Linked DNA regions of Homo sapiens: region 1 is linked to region 2. A link is an interaction called in ENCODE POLR2A ChIA-PET data of the cell type or tissue named here. Cell type or tissue: OCI-LY7. All regions are shown on one strand. Each heading gives the region's core, and the rest is flanking DNA. Links, peaks and the distances in the headings are about the cores only.

Region 1 (2,918 bases), core at 112-2,611, 190 kb before region 2:
AAGAGTTCGAGACCAGCCTGGCCAACATGGCGAAAATCCATCTCTACTAAAAATACAAAAATTAGCCAGGTGTGGTGGCAGGTGCCTGTAATGCCATCTACATCAGGAGGCTGAGGCAGGAGAATCACTTGAATCCAGGAGGCAGAGGCTGCAGTGAGCCGAGATTGTGCCACTGCACTCCAGCCCGGGTGACAGAGCAAGACTCTGTCTCAAAAAAAAAAAAAAAAAAAAAAAAAAAAAAAAAAAAAGACATTGCTAGAAAGAAAATTTCCAGCTAGCAGAAACTAGGGAGAAAAAAGTGTGCCTGTGAAATGCCCAATCTCTGAATCACATTTGTAAAAGTTTCCTAAAAGACAAAAAGATATATGTACAGTTTCCCTTCTCCTTACTATTTTACTTGGTATGGTAAAAAATCTGGTCGTTGTCTGAGATATAAGTAGCACACGGAGCATAAGAACACACAGTTCTCAGCTGGTAGTGGTGGCTCACACCTGTAATCCCAGTACTTTGGGAAGCCAAGGTGGGTGGATCACTTGAAAAGTCGGGAGTTCGGGACCAGCCTGGCCAACATGGAAAACCCCATCTCTACTAAAAATACAAAAATTAGCTGGGTGTGGTGGTGTGCGTCTGTAATCCCAGCTACCCAGGTGGCTGAGGCACGAGAATCGCTTGAACCCAGGAGTTGAAGGCTGCAGTGAGCCAAGATCACATCACTGCACTCCAGCCTGGATGACAGAGCAAGACTCTGTCTCACACGCGCACACACACACACACAAATAACAAAAAATACCACGCAGTTCTTGATGGGAAAAACTGAAACTTTCCCCAAGAACTGAACTTTTCTCAGTAGTACACAAATCATGTATTTATGTATGTTGTTTTGTTGTTGTTTTTTTTAATTCTGAGACAGGGTCTTACCCTGTCGCCCAGGCTGAGTGCATGGCTCCATCACCACTCACTGCAGCCTTGAACTCTTGGGCTCAAGTGATCTTCCCACCTTGGCCTCCCAAAGTTCTAGGATTACAAGTGTGAGCCACTGTGTCTGGCCCATAATTTTTGTTATTGTGTGGAAGTTCTTAACTTCCAGTCCATGACTCTTTCTGATATTTCAGTTTAGGTTTACGTGAGCATTTTTAAGGTAGAAGGTACAAAGATTTTTACCAAATTCTCACACCAAAAAAAAAAAAAAAGTTATAGGAACAGGAAGAAGGATCAAGGGAAACATTTACTGTACTAGACTAATAGTAAAATAGTAGTTTCCAAAATTTTCAAGATACAGATTGCTTTGGCAAAGCAAAGATGCCTATCCTTTTCTGCTTACCACAACAAAACAGCAACTTTGTCAGGATATAAAAATGATACTATTTGTTAATGAGAACCCCAAAAGGATAAAAATTCATATCCAAAACAAGGGACCAGTGTTCCACAAGTGACTACCCCTCATAAACCATCTGGAATGTTCTCCTTGTACACTAAAAAATTAGACATGGCTACATAAAATGAACTGGGAAATGATAAAAAAATTAGACATGTTGAGATTCCATTATGTAGGATCGACAAGGCATTCTTTCTATACACCACCCCTTGGGATGTGTAAAAGCTTTGTTATTCAGTACCTATGGCTTTCATGGTGGTTTTCTGGGTTCTGTTTTATTTCTTCCTTTAAGTATGAATAGTAAGATAACTACAATTATCAAGAATACAGAAGGTTAAAAAAAAAGGATAGGGTAAACCACATGCTATAGTAAAAGTAGAGATTCACTAAAATCTTTTTCACTACAAATGATCTGTAAAATTATGGGTAAAATCCAAAAATGAATACCTAAACTTACTTTATTTTAGCGGATTACATAACCAGATCACACTCTAGACTGTTAAATATAAAACAAAACTAAAACTGAAGCAAATATTAAAAAGAAGTGGTTTGGACACAGAAAGAGAAAACAGGAACATGATATGCAGTTACCTTCTAACTTAGCTTTCCTTTCCTCCTTTGTTCAATTCCTGGGCCTTTTTGAAGGAGGGGCTGGTTTGGGAATTACAGTTTATAAGCAAAGATGCTTAAATATCAAGAGAACCAAAAAATCAAAAATACCATTTCCCTCCCTTTTTTCATTCTCTGATCCCAAAACATACAATCTATTATTTCTTTAGCTTATTATATAGATCATTCACTTTAGAGAAATTTATTTTAATCCAACACCTATTTATTCAACAATACGCTGGTACTATGGGTCATTTAAATAACTGCTCTTAAAAACTGATGTAGTAGTGAAAATTTTACCTATTTAGCCAGAAATAATGAACTGGTTCTAATGTTAGTTACTTTTCCTACTGAAGGATGGGTACCTTTATGCCTAATTATTTCCCCAATGTGCTCTAAGCATAATACCACTATATTAGAGCCAACCTGAAAAAGAGAAACAGAAAGATTAAATTGCCTTCAGATCATAGAACTTTCCGCCTCAGGCAATGCTCTCTCTGGACTGCTACTCTTTTGAAATTATTACTATTTCTTATTTCATTGATATACAACTTATGTAAGGTACATAAATTTTAAGTGTATAGCTTAATGGATTTTTTACATATGCAAACATCCAAGTTATCACTATCCAGATCAAAGATGCAGAACATTTCCTTGTGCCCCTTTCCAGTGAATACTTCCTTCCCTTCACAACTGGTATCACTATTTTGATAGTTCAGTTTTGCCTATTCTTGACCCTCATTAAAAAATATGAACGAATATAGTGTCTTCTCTTTTATGTCTGTCTTTTTCTACTCAACAAAATATTGTTTAGATTATCCAATTGCATTTATAATTTAATTTTTTATATCTGTGTAGTATTCCTTTTCACAAATACACCATTTTTTTCTGTTGATAGACATGAGTTGTTTTCAGGGTTAAGCTAGTAAGAATA
Region 2 (2,867 bases), core at 1-2,500:
AATGAGATAACACCTCAGTTACAAACAATAACAAGTGTTGCTGAGAAAGTGAAGAAATCAGAAGCATCATACGTTGCTGGTAGGAATGTAAAATGGTGCCACTGCTTTGGAAAATAGCCTGGCAGTTCCTCAAAATGTTAAACTAGTGTTACCGTATGACCCAGCAATTCTACATCTAGATTTGTGCCCAGGAGAAATAAAAACAGGGGCCAGGTGTGGTGGCTTCTGCCTGTAATCCCAGCACTTTGGGAGGCCGAGGCAGACAGATGACTTGAAGCCAGGAGTTGGAGACCAGTCCGGCCAGCATGGTGAAACCCCATCTCTACTAAAAATATAAAAATTAGCCAGGTGTGGTGGCAGGTGCCTGTAATCCCAGCTACTTGGGTGGCTGAGGCAGGAGAATCACTTGAACCCGGGAGGCAGAGGTTGCAGTGAGCTGAGATCACGCCACTGCACTCCAGCCTAGGTGACAAAGCAAGAATCTGTCTCAAAAAAAAATACTGCTATGAACATTCTGGTAATGTCTCCTGGTATATATGGGCAAGAGTTAATTTCTGCAAATTTTTAACTCCCGACCAGGTGATCCACCTGCCTCGGCCTCCCAAGGTGCTGGGATTACAGGCGTGAGCCACTATGCCCAGGCAATTTCTGCCAATTTTATACTCAAAAGTAGAGTTACACGTTCAACTTTACTAGATAATGGCAAATATTTTCCAAAGTGGTTGCATCATTTATACACTTATGGGCAGTGCATAAAGTGCCCTATCCTCAAAAAATAATTTTATAGAAGTGAAGTCAAGTGAAAATAGAATCAACGGTAGCCATGATTGGGATTGAGGGATGGGAAAGTGGAGCAAAATTACAAAAATACCTTTTTTTGTTGTTTTAGAGATAGGGTACTGCTATGTTGCCCAGACTGATCTTGGACTCCCGGGCTCAAGTGATCCTCCCACCTCAGCCTCGAGTAGCTGGTGCAGGTGTGAGCCACCAAGCCTGGCCAAAGTTAGAAAAATATGGTTTTTTGGGGGAGGGGGGTGGTATGGAGTCTCGCTCTGTCGCCTAGGCTGGAGTGCAGTGGTGCGATCTCGGCTCACTGCAAGCTCCACTTCCTGAGTTCACACCATTCTCTTGCCTCAGCCTCCTGAGTAGCTGGGACTACAGGCGCCCGCCACAACGCCCAGCTAATTTTTTTGTATTTTTAGTAGAGACGGGGTTTCACCATGTTAGCCAGGATGGTCTCGATCTCCTGACTTCGTGATCTGCCCGTCTCGGCCTCCCAAAATGCTGGGATTACAGGCATGAGCCACTGCGCCCAGCCCTAAAGATATCTTAAATAATGTGTGGAAGAAGCTCTGGTAGGGCTGAGCCCTTTCATCTTAAATTGAACACTTCTGCTTAGTGACAGTGAAGGGCTAAGGGCTAATCACAAGGATAGATGAGTGAAACCCACTAGTTGTTCTTGGCTTTTGTTGTGCTGTTTGTGGTGGTAGTATTTAGCTTTACCTCCTAAACCCACACAGTAATACTTTTACTGTAAGAATTTAAGACTAAGTCTGGGCACGGTGGCTCACGCCTGTAATCCAGCACGTTGGGAGACCGAGGCAGGCGGATCACTTGAGGTCAGGAGTTCGAGATCAGCCTGGCCAACATGGTGAAACCCCATCTGTACTAAAAATACCAAATTAGCCAAGCGTGGTGGTGGCCACCTGTAGTCCCAGCTACTCAGGAGTCTGAGGTAGGAGAACTGCTTGAACCCGGGAGGCATAGGTTGCAGTGAGCCAAGATTGGGCCACTGCACTCCAGCCTGGGGGACGAGAGAGAGTGAAACTCCATCTCAAAAAAAAGAAAAAAAAAAAGAACTTAAGAATAAAATGTGAGAAGAGGGCCAGGCACAGTGGCTCACACCTGTAATACCAGCCCTTTGGGAGCCCGAGGAGGGCAGATCCCTTGAGGTCAGGAATTTGAGACCAGCCTGGCCATCATGGTGAAAACTTGTCTCTACTAAAAATCCCAAAACTAGCCAGGCATGGTGGTGCACGCCTGTAATCCCTGCTACTTGGGAGGCTAAGACAGGAGAATTGCTTGAACCCAGGAGTCGGAGGCTGCAGTGAGCTGAGATTGTGCCACTGTGCTCCAGCCTGGGTGACAGAGCGAGACTCCATCTCAAAAAAAAAAAAAAAAAAGTGAGAAGACTGAAGAAAAGAGCTGAAAGTAAATCAGTCTCTGTGAAGGCCAGCAAGATGTTCCACAGTGAGAGTTCTTTTAATTCTAAAAGGTGTCCATCCTCAGGCGTAGAAGTTACCTTTTGAGGCTGGTAGCACCAGAGGTATAGCATCTATGTCTCTAACTGGCAAGTCTCCTGATGTAGGGTCCACCAGATGTGACATGATCTCTGTTCCCAAGCTGTAAGAGATCCCAGAGGACACTGAAATAAAGGAAAAGTCCAGTCAGTTACATGCAACTTTAGGATGTCTTCTGAAACGTGTACATAAGTTGTAGCAGGAATTTCTCAGCACTTTCATGATGGTATATGACATGTCAGAGTCATTCTCATGGTAGTGTGGACAACTCTACACTAAAGAGTAACAACAAGTATTCAGTAGGAATGACTTGATCCAAAATGAAAATCAGTTTTTATGATTATGGAATTGATGGATATCATTTCGGATCATTTTTTTAAGTGTCTGCTCAGCCTGGAAGCCGATGACCATCCCTTTTCTCTGCGAAATAGGCCTCTATCCCTCTCTCCACTCAATTTACAGGGACTGACTCCCCAGGAATCAGTTTATAGCCTACAATCCAGTCCCCGAAGCCATTGCTGATTGGACCAGGGTTAATCGAATGACCCAAGACAAATGACCCTCGCT

What was found. ChIA-PET counts read pairs that join two places held together with the same protein. Peaks named below come from ENCODE experiments on the same cell type or tissue, not always from the same donor. Only the 100,000 strongest peaks of a DNase experiment are listed, where the experiment ranks them.
Region 1: POLR2A ChIA-PET joins it to region 2 with 5 read pairs; 2 of 35 experiments call an interaction of 5 or more read pairs at or near these places.

What each region holds. Positions count from the first base shown.
Region 1 is chr14:21,481,660-21,484,577 of GRCh38, reverse strand. All of the region lies in intron 2 of TOX4 (TOX high mobility group box family member 4), which reads right to left. Among named protein-coding and RNA genes, the nearest start is that of TOX4, 5.9 kb to the right of the region's middle. In OCI-LY7, for the core only: no CTCF peak of the experiment used is centred there; no DNase peak of the experiment used is centred there.
Region 2 is chr14:21,287,497-21,290,363 of GRCh38, reverse strand. It overlaps RPGRIP1 (RPGR interacting protein 1), which reads right to left. Exons shown (of 25, transcript NM_020366.4): 2 at 2,303-2,425. The coding sequence starts at 2,387. Among named protein-coding and RNA genes, the nearest start is that of RPGRIP1, 8.8 kb to the right of the region's middle. In OCI-LY7, for the core only: no CTCF peak of the experiment used is centred there; a DNase peak (open chromatin) is centred at 1,013; H3K4me3 peaks cover 506 bases; H3K27ac peaks cover 818 bases.